Regions from separate parts of the Homo sapiens genome. Here regions 2 and 3 are each linked to region 1. A link is a loop called in an ENCODE intact Hi-C map of the cell type or tissue named here. Cell type or tissue: A673. All regions are shown on one strand.

Region 1 (8,000 bases):
CCACCGCACTCCAGCCTAGGTGACAAGGTAAGACTCTGTCTCAAAAAAAAAGACAGTCAAGCTTGGGTGCATGGATTTTCAAACAGTATAGTCTACTGTGTATATATCTCATGAGCACAAATGTAAATCTACCTAATTCTTGCAAAGAATTTTGATGAGTGGAGCTGAGGGCTAGAGAACTGCTTTCCCTGTAAACAAAGATATTGCCCTTTCCCCTCTAGGGCAGAAAGGAGGATGTGGGGCTTACTGGGCAACCAGGTCTGGTCCAAGCCCAGGTGTCTGTGCTTCCAAGCTGTGTTACCTTGGGCTGGCTCTTTCATCTCCTTAAGACTTAGTTTCTGCTATGGATGGAATATTTGTGTTCTCCCCAAAATGTGTGAGTTGAAACCCTAATTCCAATATGATGGAATTTGGAGGTGGAGCCTTTGAGAGGTAAGTAGGTTATGAGGGTGAACCAAATACTTCATGTTCTCACTTCTATGTGGGAGCTAAATGGTGAAAACTCATGGACACAAAGAAGGGAACAACAGACACTGTGACCAACTTGAGGCTGGAGGGTGAGAGGAGGGAGAGAAGCAGAAAAAATAACTATAGGGTTCTGGGCTTTGTGCCTGGGTAATGAAATAATCTATACAACAAACCCCCATGACACGAGTTTACCTATGTAACAAACCTTCACATGTACCCCTGAACCTAAAATAAAAGGTAAAACAAACAAACAAAAAACAGCCAGGCGCAGTGGCTCATGCCTGTAATACCAACAGTTCGGGAGGCTGAGGCAGGCGGATCACATGAGGTCAGGAGTTAGAGACCAGCCTGACCAGTATAAAGAAACCTCCATCTCTACTAAAAATACAAAAATTAGCCAGGCATGGTGGTGCACGCCTGTAATCCCAGCTACTCAGGAGGCTGAGGCAGAGGAATTGCTTGAACCTGAGAGGTGGAGGCTGCATTGAGCCGAGATCACGCCACTGTACTCCAGCTTGGGTGACAGAGAGAGATTCCATCTCAAAAAACAAAACAAGACAAAACCCACACACACACACACACAAGCAACCAACCAATAACAAAAAAGAATGGTGCTGTCTTTATTTTATTTATTTATTGTTTTTTTTTTTTTTTTGAGATGATGTTGCACTCTTGTTGCCCAGACTGGAGTGCAGTGGCTCAATCTCGGCTCACTGAAACCTCTGCCTTCCTGGTTCAAGCTATTCTCCTGCCTCAGCCTCCCGAGTAGCTGGGACTTCAGGCGTGGCCACCACGCCTGGCTAATTTTTTGTATTTTTAGTAGAGATGGGGTTTCACCATGTTGGCCAGGCTGGTCTCGAACTCCTGACCTCAGGCGATCCACCCACCTCCACGTCCCAAAGTGCTGAGATTACAGGCATGAGCCACTGCGACTGGCCTAGGGCTAATGCCTTTAGAAGAGGCCAGGCAACTAGCTCCTGTCTCTGCTCTCTCCCATGGAGGATTCTAGAAGTCTGCAGTAGGCAGCCTGGAAGAGAGTCCTCACCAGAATCCACCCGTGCTGTTAGACTGATCTGGAACTTCAGCCTCCAGAGCTGTGAGAAATAAATTTCTGTTGTTTATAAAGTACCTAATCTATGGTACTTTGTTACAGCAGTCCAAACAAACCAAGATAGTTTCCCTCCTGCAAAAGGACATGAAAACAATAGTACCAATCACATATAGGTGTTACTATAGGTAAATGAAAGAACACATCTACAGAACAAACCCTCTAAAGCATTAACTGACAAAGAATAAAACAGTGGTTAGCAAGGATAGGAGAGGGGGAGAAGGAAGTGGGAAGATGTTGGTGAAAAAAGGATACAACGTAGCAGACATGTAGGATGAAACAGTCTGGGGCTCTAACGTACAACCTAAGGACTAGAGTTAATCACATTTTATTGTATTAGGGATTTTTTGTTAAATAAGTAGGGTTTAGTTGCTCTCGTCACCCCAAAAAAGTAACTATGAGAGAAGGTGGGTGATATGATTTGGATCATGTCCTCACCCAGATTTCATGTCTAATTGTAATTCCCAATGTGAAGTGGGGCCTGGTGGGAAGTGATTGGATCATGGGGATGGTATCTCACAAATGGTTCAACGCCATCCCCTTGGTTCTGTTCTTGTGATAGTGATCGTGATATAGATCTGGTTGTTTAAAAGTGTGTGGTGCCTCCCTCCTCACTCTTGTTCCTGCTCCTGCTATGTAAGACGTGCCCGCTCCCTCTTCTGCCGTGACTGTAAGTTTCCTGAGGCCTCCTCAGAAGCCTAGCAGATGCCAGCATTAGGCTTCCTGTACAACCTGCAGAACTACAAGCCAATTAAACCTCTTTTCTTTATAAATTACCCAGTCTCAGGTATTTCTTTATAGCAATGCAAGAACTGACTAGTACAATAGGTTAACTTGCTTCACCACAGTAACTATTCGACTGTCTATATGTATCCTATTGCATCATGTTGTAAACCTCAAATATACACAATAAGATTTATTTATATAACAAATAAACAAAGATCAAAATAGTGATTGCTAGTTAATATTAAAGAGGGCCACAATTCAGATGTCAGTGTGGACATGAACAGCAGGAGGAAAAGACCTTGTGCAGGGACAACCCATACACAGCTTGGTGGCTGGAGGTAGAGGGCAAAGAGAAGGAAGAGGGGAAACTCCTGGGGTGAAAGCCTCATGACCAGGGAGAAGGGGGCCATCGATTCAGGCAAGGATGTTAGAAGGAAGGATAAGTTATGATAGAAGACACAATTCATTCTATGTAGCATTTACTATGTGCTATTTACTATTCACTCTCTGCTAGATGCTTTATAGCCACTGCCTTATTCAGTCCTCAACACTAGAAGTGAGCACTATTTATTATTATTATTATTATTACCTCCCCATTTTACATATGGGAAAAATAAAACTTAAAGAGGGTAAATATTCTGCCCAAGGTGACCCAGCCATTTGGGTCTGAACCCACCAATCCGAATCAAAGTCATGTTCTTTTATTTTTTGTATAAGGGGTACAAGTGCAGTTTGGTTACATGGATATCTTGCATAGTAGTCAAAGTCATGTTCTTAAGCACTATGCTGACCACAGGTGGGTGATAAAGCGGAAATAAGTATGGAGCCAAAACTGGTTTCTCTCTCCTCTATATCACAACCTGTATGTTTGGATTCCACCTTGCATTAGGGTAATGTGTTATTTCCTCTTCCAGATTATAAACTCTCTAAAGGCAGACTTTGAAACCCTTGAGTTCTCAGTGCCCTGGACTCAGGAGGCAATCTCCTATCTAGGGAAAGAAGGAAGGAAGGAAGGAAGGAAGGAAGGAAGGAAGGAAGGAAGGAAGGAAGGAAGGAAGGCAGGCAGGCAGGCAGGCATAAATAACTAGAAAGAGTCATCAGGACTAGACAGAAAGATTTTGATGCCATTTGTACAGAGAAAATATTTCACTGATTCATAAAAAGAAAACTAACAATAAGGTGCAAATAATATTAAAATCGTGTAAGGAAAAAAGCCATTCAAACCAAGAGGACTTCTGTGGACTATGAGCCATCTCTTATTATTTTCCCAGGCACTTTAACTTTTCACAATTAAATGAAATCTCTCTGTGCTTGTCATTGAATCCTTTGAAGATCAAGTATATGGAAAACACCCACCATTTGTCAAGGTACCTCTTATTGCAACCATTCTTTTTCTTTCCCTTTTTGTCTTTTACATCTGCTTTGCCCTCCCATCAGGGAAAGTTCAATCAATTTTTCTTCTGTGCTATTTGAACCTGTAGATGGCTATTGGCAGCATCCCCCTTCCTTCATTTATATCAGCCCTCTTCCAAGTCAAATTTATAGTTGATGAAAAGTTTGAATCCATTTTTAGTGCAGTCATGATAACTTGGCAACAAAAGAGAGATCATGGCACAGAATGGGAAATTAGGCTTCTTGTTCACACAGTTCTTTAGAGAATTCTTTAGATTCCTTAGAGCCATCTCTGTTTAATATCCTCTTGTGTTTAACACCAGGGGATGGGAAGTAAACCAAGAGAGAAGGTCATATTCCAGGAGCATTCCTTGATGGGAATGTGACTTGCAGCCTGACTTGCCCGCTTGCGTGGGGTTGGCCAATCATCTTGGCTAGATCTGCATCAAGCTTCCACCTTGAGTCATGGCAGAGGGGCCTTGTCATCTAGAGAAAAGACCGTGATCCAGAGAATACAAAATAAATGTGATCGTTTGTAGCACCCAGGCCATTTACTAGAAATTGTCCTTACCTGCAAGAGAGCAGAGGGCCCCAGAAGAACCTGCCTTTCCAGACACCTGCTCAGAAGCCTGATACAGGACCATTATCTGCTGACAGGGGGCTACCCGTAAATCCTACATTGATCACTCTTTCGGACCAGAGGATGAGTGCTGTGCCTTTAAGAGTTTACAATACTAACTTATATAAGCCTCCGGAGGGGACGAGGGTTCTCCTTCCATTCTTCATTCCACATTAAATACATGAATACTTTCTATCATTGGAGCAGAGGCCGATGAGAATCAGGACCTTGTCTGTCCTGTTCATCTGTAGTTCCCAGCACTTATCACAGGACTGTCAGCTGCAGATCCTCAAGGAATATTGTGAAATCAGTGAATGTGAAACAAAGGAATGAGAATGCATTGAGCATCTAGTGTATGCCATCTAGCACTTACCTCTTGTGACTGATGTGAAGGGCACTGCTAACCTATTTTTGCCCGCTGTGGATGCCAGAATCTGACTCTAATCGAGCAAGTTTGGTCCATGCACATCAGATACCCACTTGTGTGCAAGCACACCCAAGGGGTTCTTTTAAGTTGGGATTGATGACAAAGATGGAAAACTATGATGAAGATTGAGAATTACTGAGCCCATGCCCCTAATGTGAATAAAGTTCAGTGTCTTAAACATAGTCATATCTGAGAAACTACGAAGGGTAGACAATGGATCTTGTACTGGTTTTCAGTTCCCCTGCTTTTTTTAACCTAAAAAGCTGGTATTCAATTTAACCAGTTTTTTTTTTTTTTTTGTGGTGAAGGCCTCTGCATGGCTTCCATCTGTAGTCTTTCTTGAAGTCCACATTGCTTTTGTCTTTCAAGCCCTTCTTCTTGGTCTAGAGTCCTTAGCACACTCACAGAATGTCAGGGGGATACCTTACTGGGGTGCTGGATGATGAGAAGGGTTTGTAAGCCCCCTTATAGAGAGGTAGAGGGGAATCACTGCCTGCTTAGAGTTCACCTGAGCACGCATTCCCCATTTGTTGACGCCGTGACATTTCCTAGGCATCACCATTTAAACATCTCTCAGATGACAGCCCCTGAGGCATTGCTATTGAAGCCTTCTATGCCCAGTAGCCCCTGCCTCCGCATTCACATACTTCATTTAATCCTGCAAACACTCTGAGGCCAACTATCATTATCCCATTTTTTAGAATTTGCTAAATGCAGACTTTCCCTAATGCACCCCTTAAAACAGTTACCCAGATATTTCCTTTGAAAAAAATCTTCCACCGTCTAACAAGTTTGAAAAAAGATGCACAAATCTCCATGTTGGATATTCCCAGTGCACATTAATACCATGGAAAAGGAACTTATTTAACTTTGTTTTCCCATACTTTGATCTCTCTGTTTCTACATAACTTGGAAATGCTGGTCTAGATCACAGAACAACCAAGAGAGAGGGGAGTGATGTGAACCCACAGCCTTTTTGACTTTCACAGTCTACCGCAGTAGACTTTCTTCTATGAGATCATTTATATTTATAAGTTTATTATAATATACACAAGTTTATCACATTATACATGTTTGCCACACAGTATACAACAGCTACCTTCTATTTTTTTTTTTACTAGTTCAATAATGTACATTAAGTTTATCTGATTATATAGATGGAATACTGAAGGGAGAAAATAGGACCCTAAGAGGAAATTACACAGGACCATTTTGGGAGAATAGAGACAGACACACAACCTAGAGGGATTATGTCCAAGCTAAGCACATCAGTAGTGACTTAAAATAAATAGTGGCATGTTGAGGAAGCAGCCCAGGTTCCAGGATTTAGGTGTCACCATTAATCATACCCATCACATTGACAGGACACTCTATATATAGTTTGCAAAGCACCTGTCAGTGTACCATAAAATTTGATTCTCATAGCCAACATGGCTGGCAAGTTCATATGAATGAGCGCAAAGTCCAGGAAAGAACTTGCCCAATGCCCTTATAGCTTGTATTATAATTGGGAGTTAAACCCTGGTCTGGTTATTTTAAGTCCAGGTTTTTTTCCAGGGCAAGGTTGTTATGACTGATGAAGGATGAAGCTAAAAATGGGCAAGGAAGAACATCTGGGGACAAACTAAGATGTGAGAAAAAGCTAAAGCTCATTTATTTCACAATTTCACCTTAAACTGGACACACATTGCAAGCCCATTTAGGGAGTCCTAGGCAAAGAGCTAGCATTCCATTCAGATGCCCAAAGCACTTGAGCTTTTCTCTTGAGAGGGGTTGAGGTAAGGCTGGTGAGGCATTTGGGAATGTTAAGAATTAAATGAGTTTGGACCGAGTGTGGTGGCTCATGCCTGTAATCCCAGCACTTCGGGAGGCTGAGGTGGGTGGATCGCTTGAGGTCAGGAGTTTGAGACCAGCCTGGCCAACATGGGGAAACCCTGTCTCTACTAAAAATACAAAAATTAGCCAGGCGTGGTGGCGTGCGTCTGTAATCCCAGCTAGTCAGGAGGCTGAAGCAGGAGAATCGCTTGAACCTGGGAGAGAGAGGTTGCAGTGAGCTGAGATCGTGCCACTGCACTCCAGCCTGGGCGACAGAGTGAGACTTCTTCTCAAAAAAATAAATAAGTAAGTAAATAAAAAGAATTAAATGAGTTTGGAGCAAGGATTTTCATGGGTCGGGATCTCTTCCCATGGAGCTGGCACTGAAGCTGAAGAGAAACCAGAGAGGTTGCTAAGCTAAGAGGAAGAAGGCAGCTTGGCAAGTTGTAACATTAAAAGCTGGTAAGTAGAAGGAGCAGAACTGCTTCAAAAGCATGAGAAGACAGTGCTCAGCATCCCAGAAAAGGAAACGTCAATTAGGTCCTAATTAAATCATGGTGATTGAGTCATAACTTCATTCTATGGTAAAATACAATGCATTTCCTTTCTCTCATATATTATTGTCTTAGAATTGTGTGTGCCGTTTCCTAAAACACTAAGCCTTGTAGTAAAGATGAAAGAGTGGCTGGTCCCATTGACAGTTTCGTGAAATGGAGCACATTCACTGATTTCACTTTCTAGGCTCCTGTCTCCTACATGCCATCCAAACACCAGAATACATTTTTTTTCCCTAGAAAACGAGGGTTGAGTTTCTAAAATCCTGGCTTTTGAAGTAGAGAGAAATTTTGCCTTTATCAGTCATATCCAGGTTTCTGCCTTCAACTCTGCAGAGCATGGAGGCAACTGCTCCCTGGTCTCTTCTGGGACTTCCACCATCTTCTGGCAACTTGCTTCCAAGACCAGCAAATACAGAGAATTTCCTGACCTTCCTCTACTGGCCTGTGATGCAAGTTACACTCTCACCCACCTGAGCATGGAGCACCTCACCTTACTATTCACACCTCCACCTTACCTAAAATACTTTCGGCGTTTCCCTATCACCTACAGGATAAGATCAGCATTTTTAGCACTACATGCCAGGCCTTCATGAGGGACCCTCATGGCTAGTCTCAACTATCAAACCTCCACTCCCCAACTCACACCCTATACCTTGAACTCACTGAGCTCTTTGCCTTAACCAAACAAGTCAGCCTCATTCTGTCCCCCTTCCAAGGTTTGCCCCAACCTGGAATGCTGTCACCATGTGTTCCCATCCCTGTGTTTGTTATTGGGCCACCTCCTCAGACTTTAAGATTCAGCCGTGTCATTCATGTAAGAGTCATTTCTGGAAGTTTTTCCTTTATCTTATGCATCCCACAACCCAATTTGCATCAGATGAATGCCAG
Region 2 (8,000 bases), 83 kb before region 1:
AGTGAGGTCAAAGGAAAGACATTGAAGCTAAATAATGGGAAACAAGATATTTCTGAACTTTTGCAAAGCTTCTCCCTCCCCAGTTTCATTAAGGAAAAATATATCTATAAAATCAAAGTCAAAAGATATTTCAAATTCTGAGGTTCAGACTGACAATGTTAGCATGCTTTGCTATGGTGGACTATTGAGAAGATATAAGTTACCTAATTAAGATCAAGTATGTAAATGCATCTCTACGGTATCCTGGCAATGGTTTAGACCATCAAGACTTTTGCAGTTTTCTGGTGCCTGATTAATCTGATGCGTAAGCTTTTTGCAATTTGTTCTTTATTGAAAATTGCACATCTTCCTCTTATTACAAAAATTGTTATAAATTCTATGTTAAAATACTTTTCTCATCTTTTTTCCTGCCTTCTAGTCTAACCAATCTAGTGTAAAGCATTCTGCTAAGTATTCCTTTTGCAAGCTTTCTGTTGATAAGTATTTTTCTCCAGCAAGATTCCTTCCAAAGGCTAATCATAGAATTGCTGACTAAAGGCATTTTTATAAATAATTTGCAGTGGTATTGGACTATGGTTTAGCTGTGGAGGGCGATCATATAATTTGGAGTTTCCACTAACATTGTCTTCCTTGTATGTGCACTCAAGGGTGTATCCTGATGTTTGAAAAATAGAAAATTAACAGAGCTGGGGAGGAGGAAGAAGCTGGAGAAAGAGGAGGAAGTGGAAAAAGTGGTGGGAGTCTTTCTCCCTGGCTGTGTCCAGTGAGTTATGGGATCGAGACAAAGCTACTACATTTCCCATCCCCATCTGCCTTCAAATAACTTTTAGCAACTGAGGACTGACAATAATATATTTAATTAGCTTTCTCTTCTTCATACCCAGAGGCAGTTTACTTCAGGCCCCCGTTATTTTCCCCCTGAATTCCTGCAATAGCCAGCAAACTGCTCTGCTTGCCCTGTGGCTTTGCCAGTCCTGCAACTCATCTCCTACCAGCTACCAGAAGGATTTTACTCATAGTGAATTTGATCATGCCTATCTCCCTGTTTAAGAATTCTTCAGAGAAGGGCCTCAGGATAAAGAACAATCTATTTTTATGCCATGGTAGCCCAAAGTGTGAACATGGTGAAGCTATGACCATATATTACAAATCCTAAGCACAGAAGCAACTCATTACTTCTGATCACACGGCAGTGGCTAGAATTTAATCACACGGTCACATTTATTTGCAAAGGAGGCTGGGAAATGTAGTCTATTACTGTGCCCAAATAAGATGAGAATGTATTTAGGAGGATAGTTAGCCTTCTCTGCCACAGCAGATTGTTTTAAAAAATCGCTAAGCAATCACAATAAATATTCATGAATACGGAATTTTTCTCACTAGCAGAAAAAAGAGAATTGACATTTATTGAATGTCTACCATGTGCTTAGCACAGTTTTTCTAGGAGAAATACTTGGTCTTATTCATCTTTCTACCTCCTGAACTTAGCAGATTGTCTAGCACACAGTAAACACTCCAAAAAAAAAAAAAAAAAAAACTACTAAACTGAACTTTATAAAAATGTGGAATTTTTTAAATATATGAATAACAGCAGGCTTTCATAATCTTGTTCATTTTTCCTTTTTTTCTGCATCTCCCCCTGATACTGCATTATTATTTTTTCTTTTGTTTTTCTTAGTTAAGCCTTAATTGTTAATGCTTTTCTACTGTCACTAATTAAAAGAAGCAGCTGACTTGAAGGTGAGGGTTGCTTACTATTCTTCAACAACTGTCTCAAACTGACTTCTAGTTGATTATTTCCTTACCAGAAAGGTGATTCAGACAAGTTCATGATTTTTATACATGTGATTGCTGATGACTAAGCATGGTTTTTCTGGGTTACTTCCTAAGGAGAGCATTTACCAGGAAAGTGCGAATTGATGCCCAAGTCATCACCCCTCTGGGCAAAGGAATTCCTTTCAAATTCCAAAGGAGCGTGTGCTGGCTCACTCCTTATTGTAAAAACAAATCACTGTTTAGAGTTGAAATGTGGCTCAAAGGCCTGGTTGATCCTGATCCGTTTTCTGTAGGAAGTGGGTGCGGGGAGGTGGGAGGAACGGCCTCATATCCCAGGAGGTTTAGTAACAGAAGTTGTATCTGTTGGGAACAAAGTGTCAAAGAAGAGAGGCTGCTGGTCTAGGAGGGAAAGGGCCTCCTCTGAGCCAGCCATGTGGGTCAGGTCAGTCCTGATGATCAATGAAGAGACTGCTGCCAAAGCCAGATCAACTTCTCATCCACAGTGGGGTGGGATTCTTCTGATGCACACAATCACGGTCACTTGGCAGCTGTAGAGCTAGCCCCAGTTTTACCCAAAATATTGCCAAGATCTCACTCATTGTTCCCCTCCCCAGCTTTTCTTGGGTCTGTGAAATGCTTATGCCATTTATAATCTTGCCCACGTTGTCTAGGTCTGGTCAGGAGAGGGCAGATTCCCAGGTTTCCCAGGCTGGGTGGTCCCAAAGTCTCCAGCAGCCACTCCCTCACTATCCGTGGATAGTGGGGTTTTTCTCTTCCTCCTCATGCTGTTAAGGTTGTAACTGGCATCTCCATGGACTGCTGAGGGCTCTTGAGTCCAGTGAGTGGGCAGAGCCAGCCAGGGTTTCCTTTGAACAAAGCTGGGATTCTCAAACCAGGGACACAGACATCAATTACCAGCCACTCTGGCCAAAGGTGCTAGTCTCTACCTCCTGCTCTTTTGATAGAAGCTCCCAAATTTCTCAGGACCAAAAAGATTCTCTAGAGACTTGTCTTTCTCAATTAGATTTTATCTACGGCAAATGCCATTTCCATAATAAGTTCTGGAACTGTCTCCAACTCCAAACTTCAATATTGAATGTCTATTTCCTTATGCTTTTCTAAGAATGACTTAGCATTGTCTCAAATGACTCATCAACAAGATGCCAACATTCTCTCTCATTTTCTCTCATCTTTGAGGCAAGAATCTCATAGAAGAGCAAATCTGTGTAAAGCTGGATTTAACTTTTTTCTGCACCTACACCCCGCCTTGGGGAACCCGGGAGCAGGGATTGAGGAGGTATTGCTTCCTCTGGTTGAGAATCATTGAGGAAAAACTGAGACAGGGAAGTAGGAAGTACTGAACTCTGAACTGTGTTCAGGAAACCAAATGACAATTTTGGAGGTGTCAACTCTGCAACAATTCTGGGCAGTTTACTGTTAAGAACTCAGGAAGAACTAGTGAGTCAAGTCATTATTTCAAGTTTCCAGTTGTAATTTTCTTAACTGCTTTATTTATACATGTTCCTCATGACTCCGGAGCCAGTTAATTCTATCTCTGAGTTATGTAGTAAATGTTCATCCAGCAGACAGGTTGCACATGACTCCCACTGGCCATGGAATCGAAGTGTTCCTGTCATCACTATTTTGGTTCCTGGGGTGACCTTAACTACCTTGTAAAAGCTGGACAAACTGTCTAGATTTGAAGTAATTGGTGATGAAATTGGTCAAACAATATTTAGGATGATATCATATCCGGAAAATCTCTTGCAAAAGAAAGTACTTTTAGAGGAAACACAAAAAGGAATTTTAAAAATACTATTTGGGTAATGCCCCTACGGGATTTTTTTTTGGCTAACAGGAAATGCATCTGAAAGTCGTTTCCCCTGACTGGGAAGGCCTGTGGGATGAATGAATGAGTCCTGCTGTTCTTCGGAATTACCTTACCATGGATGCTGGCATGCCACCCCAGCGGCACCCCAGGGCATCTGCCTAGATGAGTGGTTGTCACTTTTCTTCCCCAAGCCTGCCCTGGACCAAAGCTCTTCCTCAAATTTGTAAACTATGGAGTCACAGCATCATTGGTATTCATCATTCCTGCTGGCTTTTGCCCATGAGGGAAGGTCTCTGTCTTTAGTTTAACAAAGATCATTCCAGAGCAAGACTAGGAAGAAAGAGTGAGGCCTTCACATGGCATTAAATAGGCTTCCTTTCTCTGAGGAAACAAACACACAAACAAAGAACAAAATGAATTCAATAACTTTTAAAATTTTCAAATTACAAAGATTTGAAAGAGGTTATCCAAGATGGTAGTATTGCAGGACTGTCTCGCAGTTTGAATCCCAGGTTCCACACAGGAAGAGGAGGAGTCAGGCTCCTCCCCATTGCAAATGGCGGGAACTTCTGTGACTCCACCTCAGTGCGCCTTCTCAGTGCGCATGCTGGTTGGAGTTTTTCCAGGGACCACCTTCCCACCTGGCTGTCTCAGGAGTGGTCTGTTACAGTGGAATAATTGCAGCCAGAAAAAAAAAAAAAGGACAACAGGAGATTAGAGCTGAATTCGTGTCTTCGGATCTCACTTGTGGTAGGAATTGAGGCAAGCCAGTTGTCCTCTCTGAGTCTCTGCTTCCTCACCTGTAAAATCAGGGACTAGTAGTGCCTATCCCACAATATTATGGTGGAGATTAAATGACATAATGTGCCCGTCACAGTGCCTCACATATGAAATGTTACGTCCAATCAACATAGTTCTCTGTGTCCCTTCCTTTTAGATTCTGAAATTTACTTTGCATGCCTATTCCTAAAACGGTGGAAGTCCTTCTTCTCCTTTCCCCAGTGTTAATCTTGAGTTGCAGATAAAGAGAAGTAAACATCTGACTAGGGTAATGACATCTAGTTTAAAATGAAGGGATAAGCTTCTTTAGTATATTCTCTTTTAACTGTGAGATGTGATCTCCAGAAAAAAACTACATTTTATGAGCTATAAATCTGACTCATAATTACTGAAGTTTCTTAAACTAGCTTCCAAAATATGATGTATTTTCCTACTATATATCTAAGCATCACTGACTTACATAATCTTTTTCCTCCACATTTTTGACAATCTTTTCTTTCTCCACATGATTGAAATCTTTGCCCTAGCAGATGCCAAATTGTCACAACTCTAATAAATTTCTCACAAATCTATCTCACTTCTATCCAGGATTCGGCTCAGTCTAACAGAGCAAATTCGTCAGCAGTCAACCACCAGACTTCAAGGCAGTCATTATTAGAGAAGATCTGTACTTCCCCTCCTCCTCCCAACCACTGTGTATAAGTTGCTAAAGTGCATGTCCAAAGAGGGCTTAAAATCTTCCCACAGCAATACTCTATCCTGAGTTCCAATGAGATTCCTTGGCCTTCATAAGTAACCAATATGGAAAAAGATAAAATGAGCATAGAATTTTGCTCCTAAAATAGGCAGCTCAGAGTGCCTACTTTTGACTGAGAAAACAACCTCAGTTCTCTACCCATCCCTGAATCTGTGCCCTTTGCAGTGTGATTTTGCTGCTTCTTCCATCAAGAGTATAGTCTGTTTTCCTGTTCCTTCAATCTGGGTTGGACTTTTGATTTACTTTGGTCAATAGAAGGTGGCCTTGCCTCTGAACCAGGCCTTCTGAGGGCTTGTAACACCTCTGCTCTCTATTCTCTCCATCATGAGAACAAGCCTGGCCTAGCTGGCTGGAGGATGAGAGACCATGTGGAGCAAAGCCAGTTATCTCAGCCAAGACCCTTCCACGTGAAGTAAAAGCCAGTGCACGGTCAGACTTATGAGTCACTCCCAGCCAAGAGAAGAAGAACTGCTTATCTAAGCCCAGCCAAGATCGGCAGAACTGTCCAGCCAAGTCATAGAGTCATAAGCAAAAAAAATTTTTTAAAAAGTATATTGTTTTATACCACAGAGGTTTTGTGGTTGCTTGTTATGCATCCTAATTGTACACAGACAACTGATAACGTTAACTAACAAAGAAATGGTGGGAGCTCCTGGGGTAGTCAGGGAGATTTGTAGAGCAGCTGCCTTGGGATGAGAAAGGAGGAATTCAGTCTTTGTCTGCACTAGAATCTAGACCTTCATGTACTCATAGAATGCCTGGAGCAAGTCCTATGGCCAAGGCTTAATGAGGTTATGAGTAAGACTTTTTGTCTGAAGGGTCTTACTCCTTGCTATTTGAGGACACATAAGCCTCTGAGGTCGATTCTCCAGCTGAGGCACAGATAAGCAGGGAGCTGAGAAGATGATGCCAGAGGTCAGGCAAAGTTCTGTTGTGGGACTTTTCCTTAGTTCAGCTAAATACAGGGTCCTTGTCACAGGGCTACGAAAATTTAGGCTTGCAGACAATTTGAAGGGTGAGTAAGGCAGTGTGTTATTGGGTAAAAAGGGAAACAGGGACCCTCCATAAAGCCGGAGTCCCTGCTGGTGCAATTCTCACCTCGTAGTTTGAATCTCAGGTTGCACACAGGAAGAGGAGGGGCCAGACCCTTCCCTGCTGCAAATGGTGCAGACTTCTGTGGCTCCATCCCACTGTTCATTCCTCCCAGTGCACAGGCTGGTTGGAGTTTTGACAGGGAGCCCTTCCCACCCAGCTGTCTTGGTTCCATGATAAACACGATGCCCCTTGTTGGAGCATGAACTTTCTTGAGGGATTTGAGGGACAAAAGTAACACAGGTTTTTTATCAAAATTAAAAAAGAAAAACTGTTATAGAACCAAATGTAGAGCTTAAAAATATTTTTATGGTAAGGCGCAATCACCCATTCTCTCTTCTTATTATGAACTAAATTTTGTGTTCCCTTCCTCACATTCACATATAGAAGCCCAAACGGCCAATATGATGGTATTTGGAGGTGGGGCTTTGGGGAGGTGCCTAGGTTTAGATGAAGTCATGAGGGGGAAGCCCCCTTAATGGGATTAGTGTCCTTGTAAGAAGAGGAAGAGGCTGGGTGCCGTGGCTCACACCTGTAATCCCAGCACTTTGGGAGGCCGAGGTGGGTGGATCACCTGAAGTCAGGAGTTCAAGACTAGCCTGGCCAAGATGGTGAAACCCCGTCTCTACTAAAAATACAAAAATTAGCTGGGCGTGATGGTGTGTGCCTGTAATCCCAGCTACTCGGGAGGCTGAGGCAGGAGAATCACTTGAACTTGGGAGACAGAGGTTGCAATGAGCTGAGATCATGCCACTGCACTTCAGCCTGGGCAATAGAACAAGACTCTGTCTAAAATAAAAAATAATAATAATAAATAAATAAAATAAAATAAAGAAGAGGAAGAGTCTGGAGCTTTCTATCTCTCCAGCATGGGAGGAACCAGCAAGAAGTCAGCTGACTGCTACCTGGAAGAGGTCCATCACCAGGACCTGACCAGGCACCTTGATCTTGGACTTCCAGCTCCATAACAGTGAGAAATAAATGTCTGCACCAACCCAGTTGATGGTATTTTGCTGTGGCAGCCCAAGCTGACTGAGGCATTCTTATCTCAGCCAGGGTTTGCTCTCCTCTGCCATCAGATTAATATCATTTGAACAGTTTTAAAATCACTAGTCTGGATAGTGGTTTCCAAATTTTTCTTCTGTGCTTACTACTCTCCCATTATCAAAAGGCTTATTATGCCCCTTGCCATGTCATAAAACCACTTCAAACCCTTTTAACATAGTCTATGGTTGATGATTGTCAAACTTTACAGATCGGGGGGTTTTTAGAATTAAATTTTGAATTATGTGTTATACACGCTTTCCTAATCTTTCTATATTCCTTATGGACTGTCAGGCCTCTGAGCCCAATCTAAGCCATCATATCCCCTGTGACCTGCACGTATACATCCAGATGGCCTGAAGTAACTGAAGAATCACAAAAGAAGTGAAAATAGTCTGTTCCTGCCTTAACTGATGACATTCCACCACAAAAGAAGTGAAAATGGCCAGTCCCTGCCTTAACTGATGACATTACCTTGTGAAATTCCTTCTCCTGGCTCATCCTGGCTCAAAAGCTCCCCCACTGAGCACCTTGTGACCCCCCACCCCTGCTAGCCAGAGAACAACCCCCTTTGACTGTAATCTTCCACTACCCACCCAAATCTTATAAAACAGCCCTGCCCCTATCTCCCTTCGCTGACTCTCTTTTCAGACTCAGCCTGCCTGCACCCAGGTGATTCAAAAGCTTTATTGCTCACACAAAGCCTGTCTGGTGGTCTCA
Region 3 (8,000 bases), 140 kb after region 1:
CAACAACAAAAAGAAACAAAAAAACAAAAAAACCTTAATTTGTAACGTGGAGGTCCAGTTGGAAACATGCAGGAGGAGCTGTAGGTCTGGAACAACAGGAGAATGTGAAGGATGGGAGTACAGATTTGGGACCTTTTTTTTATTTTTAATTTTTTGGAGACAGGGTCTCACTCTGTCTCTTAGGCTAGAGCGCAGTGGTGCAATCATAGCTCACTGCAGCCTCAACCTCCTGGGCTCAAGTAATCCTCCCACCTCAGCCTTTCCGGTAGCTGGAACTACAGGTGTGCGCCACCATGCCTGGCTAATTTTTTTATTTTTTGAAGAGGTGGGGTCTCACTGTGTTGCCCATGCTGGTCTCGAACTCTTGGGTTCAAGCAGTCCTCTCGCCTCAGCCTCCCAGAGTGCTGGGATTATAGGCATGAGCCCCTGTGCCTGGCTATAGAGCCTTTTTTCATAGAAGGGAGAGAGTCAATAGGAAGAAGAAGCCCAAAGACAAAACCTAGGGAAACTGTCGCCTTTCAGGCTATGTTTCTTAAAAGTGTGGTTACTGGTGTCCCTGCATCAGAATTATCTGGGCTATGTGTTGAGAAGGCAGATCCCTGGAGCCCAGCCCACTGCATTGGAATCGCCGAGGGAGTGGCTGGCAACTCCCAGTCTGCCTCTGCCTCCCATCACCATTCTTACACACCCAGATGTTGGAGACCCATTAGCAGAACTAGTGAAGAGGTGGACAAAGAAGGCTCCAGGGAGGGTGGAGGAGACCCCAGGTGACTTGGGTAAATTCGTGGCGTCCCTTCTCAGTGGGGCCTGGACCATGCAGTCTGGGCGCCCTTCCTAAAACCATAAACCATCGGGAGGTCAGCACACATGAGGGTGTTCAGTGGAGTCTCCAGGTGTCTGGCATCTGTAGGCTTGTGAAGAGTGGTCAGAAGCAGACGCCCTCAGGACTGGTTCTTGGTCCTGACTCTGTGGCTGGAGGCTGTGTGACTGTGACATGTCATTTTGTCCTCTTAGCCGCTGCCTTGATCTGTAGAATGGCAATATTAAACCACATTAGTTAGACCATGTGACAGTCTTCAGAGCACCTGGAGAAAACCCCCACGTGTGCTGGGAAGAAGCATGGAGACTCCTGCAGCACTTTGCAGCCCTGTCAGCCCCAGCTCCTCCGTTTGTAACAAATATTTTTAATACTCTCTTTACTATTCTGAAATGAAATTCATACATCATATTACTCTATGCACACACACAAATTTTTAAAAATTTGAGACAGTGCCAAACTGTAATACAAAGGAAAACAAAAGAAATGTATATATGTAGTTCAATAGGTAAACCCTTGGGTACAACTACACTCAAATACGTAATAAAGTAGTCAGAGTCTCAGAATAATTGTGAATTGACAGCTACAAAAGCAGACAGAGACAGGCATGTTGTCCTGGTGACTCATAAACATGAGCTGTGTTAACTATTGCTGATGCAATTTTTTCTGAAACGGTGCAAGACTTTTGATAAATTTCTGAACAAAACAAAGCACAGGCTCTGCTTGATTTGCGTGGGACTCACATTCCTGGCAAATTCAGCATACATGAAAAGGATGCAAAAACAAAAACAAAAACAAAAACAAAAAACCCAAAACACCCTGTGTTTACACACGAAAAAGAACGAGGTTCTGGGCTCAGATAATTATAAGTAGGTGTCCTACCAATGCAGAGATCCGGTGGGGTATTGAAAAGCCACGGGAGAAGCAGCACAATTCTTCATTGGGTGGGACTGTTTTGAACATTGCAGGACAGATAGCATTTCTGGCCACTGCCCACTCAATTAAAAACATCCCTGCCAAATTCCAAACTGCCTTTACCTGGGGGTGAACTGCCCCCACTGAAAGGTACATGACCACATGGTAGAGCTCAGAAGTGACTTGGAGCTCAACTGTTTGTGTCTGGAAGGTTGCTGGGTCTGTCTCACGGAAATGATAGTTCCTTCCCTACAGAGAGTGGGAGAGCCCAACGCGCAGGCCTTTTGCAGGAGGAGACCCATCAGGGATGGGTCTGGCCTGTTGACCTCTGCAGACTCACTCATCCTTGTACTCTATGTTCCAGCCACACAGGCCTCTTCCTAGTCCCCTTACCCACCATCCTGTCTCCTGTTGGAGAACCGCACACATACACTCCTGCTGCCTTCTCTCCCTCTTCCCTGGTTAAGGCCAACTCATTTCTGTACCATACCATGAGTGGCAGGCATGAACATTAAAAGCACACATTCTGAGTTTGAATCTCGGTTCTGCCACATACTACCTGTATAACCTTGGGCAAGTTATTTAAGCTTGCTTTGCATCAGCATTCTCGTCTGTAAAATGGAGAGATGTAATAGTGATACCTATTCAAATAATTCTAACAACAATTAAGGCTGGTGTGAGGATGTGAATAATACATAGAAAGCATTTAGCAAAGGACTCTGCACTTAGTAAATGTTCAACCAGTGTGAGCTATTTTTATAGCCATTTCTGAGGTACTGTCCATCTCAGACCTCACCAACTAGGTCAGGTCACCTTCTTAGCCCTCCATAGCCTTGAGTAATTCCACTTCCAGATATTTATTTAAATTGCAGCTGTATACTTTTCCAAGTTATTTTATGTCAGCCTGCACCTCTCTCTCATTCGTAGTTTTTGAGACCAGATTTCCTTCTTGGTTTCTTATTTAAGAGAGTACCAGGCACATGGTAGGCAGGTAGGTATCCAAGGATGGATGGATGGATGGACGGACGGATGATAGATGCATGTCTGTGGCAGTTACTGATGGCAGGTTTCCATGTGCCTCTTTGCCTCTAAACTATGCATTTTCTTTTTATTTCTTCATGTCCCCTTATTATATCTTAGTCCTCCCAGGGGCAGTTGGAGGCATTATTTGTCTCTGTAAAAAGGGGCTAAGGACATTTCTACAGACAGTTATTGAGCACTGCCTGTATGCTCCATGTAGTGCTAGGAGTAAGCAAAAAGTGAATGGCAGAGTCTCATGCAGGTCTCAGTGTAGCTGAGGGAGACAGACACATTAAAATTGGCTAGAATAAAATACTGCAGGTGTCATGGTGGGGCCAGGCATTGGGCTTTACAGAAATCGGGAGCAGAGACATCTCTTAGGAGGTGGCGAGGATGATCAGAGAAGATTTAGAAGTCCAGGGGACCATTGAGCTATGTCTTAAAGGCAAGTAGGAATTGAACTGGGTAATGTTCCCAGCAGAGGCAAGAAACAACATTCACTATTAGGAAGTCAATTATGAGCTTGCTAGTGGGATGGCATAAAGTTCTAACTTCGCTCCCACAGGACAGTCTGTTTGCAGCCAGCTTTGTGTTGAGTTGAATGATGTCTGTTTATGGCTTAGATATTTTCCTTCTTTGTCCTGACTTAAGGTGGCGTTAGTGCCCCCTTGTGGAAGTAGTGAGTGGTGATGGAACTGTCTTAGCAGCACGCTGTGGGAAACTTCAGTGTTTATTTATCATGATTTATGTAAACACTTGTTTACTGTACATCAGAATCCTCTTGAGTTTCATTTAAAAGGACTTAATACTCTCACCCCTGAATTAGATATTCTTGCTTCTTCAAAAGCTGTTGGTTTTACTCTCACCATTTAAAGTAGTATAACTTGTATTTATATTATGTATTTATACACATACACACATACACACACACACACACACACACACACACATATATTTGAGCTAATAATGCAGTGAACTAAGTTTTAATAGCTTTGGGCATTACTGATCCCTATTTAAAAACACACATACATACAGACACACACACAACTGAACCTTCAAAGACCTCAGAATAATTGTGAAGCTAACTGTATAATAACTGTATAATAAAAGGAAGCTAACTGGAAGACCAAACCTTCAGCCACAGGTAGCATTTTGGAAGGCTCTTTCAGCCACGGGTAGCATTTTGGAAGCATCCTGAAATGAGAAGAATTGTGTTCACTCCTTCACTCCTGATACAAGTAAGACGGACCATTCCCAACGTCTTGTAAAGAGCATTTTCCTTCAAAATTAGGAGTTCTAGGACAGACCTTAATTTTTTCTGTCTTTTTAAAGATTTATTTTATCTTATTTTTTTTAGAGACAGGGTCTCATTCTGTCACCCAGGCTGGAGTGCAGTGGTGCAGTCATAGCTCAACACAGCCTCGAACTCCTGGGCTCGGGCGACCCTCCCACCTCAGCCTCCCAAGTAGCTGGGATTACAGGTGCATGCCACCATACCCAGCTGGCTAATATGTTTTTAATTTTTATTTTTTCTAGAGATGGGGTCTAGCTATGTTTCCCAGGCTGGTCTCAAACTTCTAGCCTCAAGTGATCCTTCCTCCTCGGCCTCCCAAAGTGCTGGGATTACAGACATAAGCCACTGTGCCTGGGCTTTATTTTATTTTTCATTGACCCATAATAATTGTACATATATGGGGTACAGTGGTAATGCTTTGATACATGTATACAATGTGTAATGATCAAATTAGAGTAATTAACATTTCAGTTACCTCAAACGTTTCTCATTTCTTTATGGTGGGAACATTCAAAATCCTCTCTTCTGTTGTCTCTAATATTAGCACCTTGCTTGATGCCTGACCCATAAACAAAGACACTGATTTTTTGTTTCCTTTCTTCTTTAAGCAGTTAGGAGGCCTTGTGATACCCAGAGATTCCAAAATAATGTTTGATGTTTCTAAAATCTTAAGAGAAATGAAGCATTCACCCTTAATAACATACAGGCTGAAGTGTTTATTTTTGACTGGGATTGAATTAAACCAAGTGGAGCAAAACAAAACAAAATTGTTTATCTTGTACTGACCAGAAACCCTTACTATCAGTCATTTATTGGCAAAAAAAAGAAAAGAAGAAGAAGAAATAATTCATTATCAAATGTAGCTTATTTGGATGAGTAAGATTTTTTTAAAGCCTGGACTTGCAGGGAATTGATAATAAAAGAATTTCTTGATGAAAAGTTTTGTAACCCCTAGCTAGGGGTTTCTAAAGTCTTTTCTGTTTCTCTTTTAACTTCTTTTTAACTTTAATATTTAGTGGGGGAGGGGAACCTAGAAAGTACAAAAGGGTAGTTTAAGAAGATTCTCTTTAACACTCCTTAAAAATCCTTTGATTTTTCAGTCTACCTGATGACAGCTGCCATTTGCCCTCAAGCCGGCCACCAGTCCTGAGGTTATTTTTCCCTTGTTTGTTCTTTGGCTTCACAGATATGATTGACAATCTGCTGTCCCCAGATCTTATTGATGGTGTGCTCACCAGACTGGTCCTCGTCAACGCAGTGTATTTCAAGGGTCTGTGGAAATCACGGTTCCAACCCGAGAACACAAAGAAACGCACTTTCGTGGCAGCCGACGGGAAATCCTATCAAGTGCCAATGCTGGCCCAGCTCTCCGTGTTCCGGTGTGGTGAGTTCATGCTCAGCGAAGCCTGTTCTAGGATGTGCTGGCGGCAGAAAGGCCCTTGAGTGCTTTAACTTAATTCCAGAGCAAATCTAACTTTTCATCTTTTAAAAAACTGGGGAACAGAGCAGGGTGCTGAGAGGCAGGATTTTTATAAAGCTCATGTAAATCTGTGTTATGTACAAAAGTTACCATGCATAGCATAATATGCATAATATATGCATAAGTTATGTACAAAAAGTATTAATGCATGGCGTGTGTAGTAGGCTTTTTGGTTGAAAACTTAAAGATGAAAGGACAATTCATGAAATGAGTATAAGTGAGCATTAAACACAGCAACTCATTAGCAGTCTTACATTACCAAATTAAAAATTGGATTTCTTTTTTTACTTAGCAGATCAGCAAAAATTAAAAACATTGGTAAAATCCTTCGGTGGCTTTGGTGGGGAGGAAGCAGGACCCTTGGGCACTGTTCGTGGCAGGGATCTGTGGTCCGAGGACTTCCTCGGGGTCCTGGCTCCAGCAGTCCCGCTCCAGGGAATTTATACTGTGAACATAAGCACACAATGACAAATAAATAGAAGCCAAATACAAATATACAGTGGAACGTATGTGATCATGAGACTTAGATTTATATAAATGGAAAGATTATGCAATATATGATTGATTTCAGAAAACGAGATATAAAACAGCAGATATCAATCTCGCTTATGTAAAATTCTTTTCTTTATATTCACACGTCAATAGAGATAGGTCTCAGAGGATCTTCAGTAAAAAATATTAATGGTAGGATTTCAGAAAAATTATTTCTGAATTTGAAAAAACTTTTTCGAGATAGAGTCTCACTGTGTTACCCAGGCTAGACTACAGTGGCACAAACATGGCTCACCGCAGCCTCGACCTCTTGGACTCAAGCTATCCTCCCACCTCAGCCTCTCATGTAGCTGGGATCACAGGCATGCACCACCACGGCCAGCTAATTTTTTTACTTTTTGTACAAATGGGGTTTTGCCACGTTGCCCAGGCTAGTCTTGAACTCCTGGGCCTAAGTGATCCACCTGCCTTGGCCTCTCAAACTGCTGGGATTACAGGCATGAGCCACCGCACCAGGCTCAAATGAACTTCTAAAATCACTTTGCCTGGGATATGAGCCGGTGGCCGTGTTAGTGTTTCAATGAAGTGATTTTATTTTAGGTCAATCTTTTGTACACACTTTATAGTCCATAAAAAAATAAAATAAAAAGTGAGGGGGCCCTCATTTACTGTATGTTTCTCTTGCTGAAAAAAAAAACAAGTTAATAGTTCAAGATTAAAATGCAAGGATTCCATTAACATTCCTATGGAAGATTTTAAAATGTTTGTTTTTACAGAAATATAACATGAATTTCTTGAGTAAACAGGCTATTCCCAGAGAGTTACATGTCAGGGTAGCTTTTCATTTGGAAACTGATTTGCCTAGGAATATACATGTGTGTTTTATAGAAAATAATGCACAAATACATTCTTATTGTCAAAGATTTAAACCCTACAGAACCCCCACAGTGTGTTGGTATCTTCCCTCCACTTTCCCCGATTCATGCCTCTCTTCTTTACCCGCTTCCACCCTGCTCTGGGCCCCCTTGCCCTCTCTCTTCTTGCTGGGTTTGCTGCTGGGAGTCTGCAGGCGATAGGAAGGACAGAGGAGAAAGGGGTCAGGGTACTAACTTCCCAAGCCCCCCCTTACAGAGTCATGGGCCAGCTGCATTCCTCTACCAAAGGTTTCAGCTTCTGCCAGGGGGTGTGCCCAAGAGCTCTTTCTCTCTGGGTCACCACCCCTCTCTTCCTCCCTCCCAGCCCAAGGCTAGCCATGGTGCCCACCGTTTCTTGTCCAGGGTACTGTCCATCATGTTTCTCTGTATCCTGTCTATGCTTTACAACTGGTCCTTCATCAAATTCTGCTTAAATGGCCCAATTTGATGTCTTATCTGTTTACTCTCCACCCTGACTGATCTGTACCTAATTCGGACCAGAAAAAGAAAGTCCGCTGCTCACTCCTGTTCTCATTCCCTCACAAGTAAACACGGCGAACAGCTTAGCTCACCCTTCTCACCCTCCTTTCCATGCCTGTCATCAGGTTTCACTGAGGAACCTGGAACTGGATGCGACTCTGTTCTGGGCCATGCAGCAGGGCATGAGAGTGTCATAAGTTCCCTGTTTTCTTGCCTTGGCCAAAACCCAGCTTATCATGATAAGATAGGGAAGGATTGTCTTGACAGGGCTGTGAAGAAAGTACCGCCATTTGTGGTGTCCCCAAGTGGCTGATTGTTTCCATTTCCACAGACTGTCCGTCATTTTCTGCCTGTTTCCTCACTCTGACCTGCAGGAGTGGCCCAGCTCGAGCTGCTGTGTCCAAACTCACAGGGCCCAGGGTGCCACCTGTCGGATGCTTCCTGGGCCTCAGCCACGCCTCACTATTCTGGGTCACTTTGCCAAAACATTGTCATTCAGTTTATCTGCCTTCTTGACTGTTTTCCCCAAGATATCATTAAGAGCTCTGAGAATATTTGCTTGATAACAAAAAGAGAGTGAAAACTAGA

What was found. A loop is a pair of places that touch in the nucleus more often than their neighbours do. Peaks named below come from ENCODE experiments on the same cell type or tissue, not always from the same donor. Only the 100,000 strongest peaks of a DNase experiment are listed, where the experiment ranks them.
Region 2: a loop joins it to region 1, with 5 times the contacts of the local background. A loop is called at or near these places in 7 of 110 quality-filtered maps.
Region 3: a loop joins it to region 1, with 7 times the contacts of the local background. A loop is called at or near these places in 17 of 110 quality-filtered maps.

Annotation. Positions count from the first base shown.
Region 1 is chr2:224,132,670-224,140,669 of GRCh38, reverse strand. No RefSeq gene overlaps it. Among named protein-coding and RNA genes, the nearest start is that of SERPINE2, 97 kb to the right of the region's middle. In A673, no CTCF peak of the experiment used is centred here; DNase peaks (open chromatin) are centred at 3,219, 3,919 and 7,129; H3K27ac peaks cover 6,206 bases.
Region 2 is chr2:224,215,704-224,223,703 of GRCh38, reverse strand. No RefSeq gene overlaps it. Among named protein-coding and RNA genes, the nearest start is that of SERPINE2, 180 kb to the right of the region's middle. RefSeq lists a silencer at 2,825-3,025 and enhancers at 2,698-3,897, 7,399-8,000. In A673, no CTCF peak of the experiment used is centred here; DNase peaks (open chromatin) are centred at 1,233 and 3,713; H3K27ac peaks cover 1,990 bases.
Region 3 is chr2:223,989,233-223,997,232 of GRCh38, reverse strand. It overlaps SERPINE2 (serpin family E member 2), which reads left to right. Exons shown (of 9, transcript NM_001136528.2): 4 at 5,233-5,430. Among named protein-coding and RNA genes, the nearest start is that of MRPL44, 36 kb to the right of the region's middle. In A673, a CTCF peak has its summit at 3,432 (motif pointing left); DNase peaks (open chromatin) are centred at 1,472 and 3,372; H3K27ac peaks cover 2,245 bases.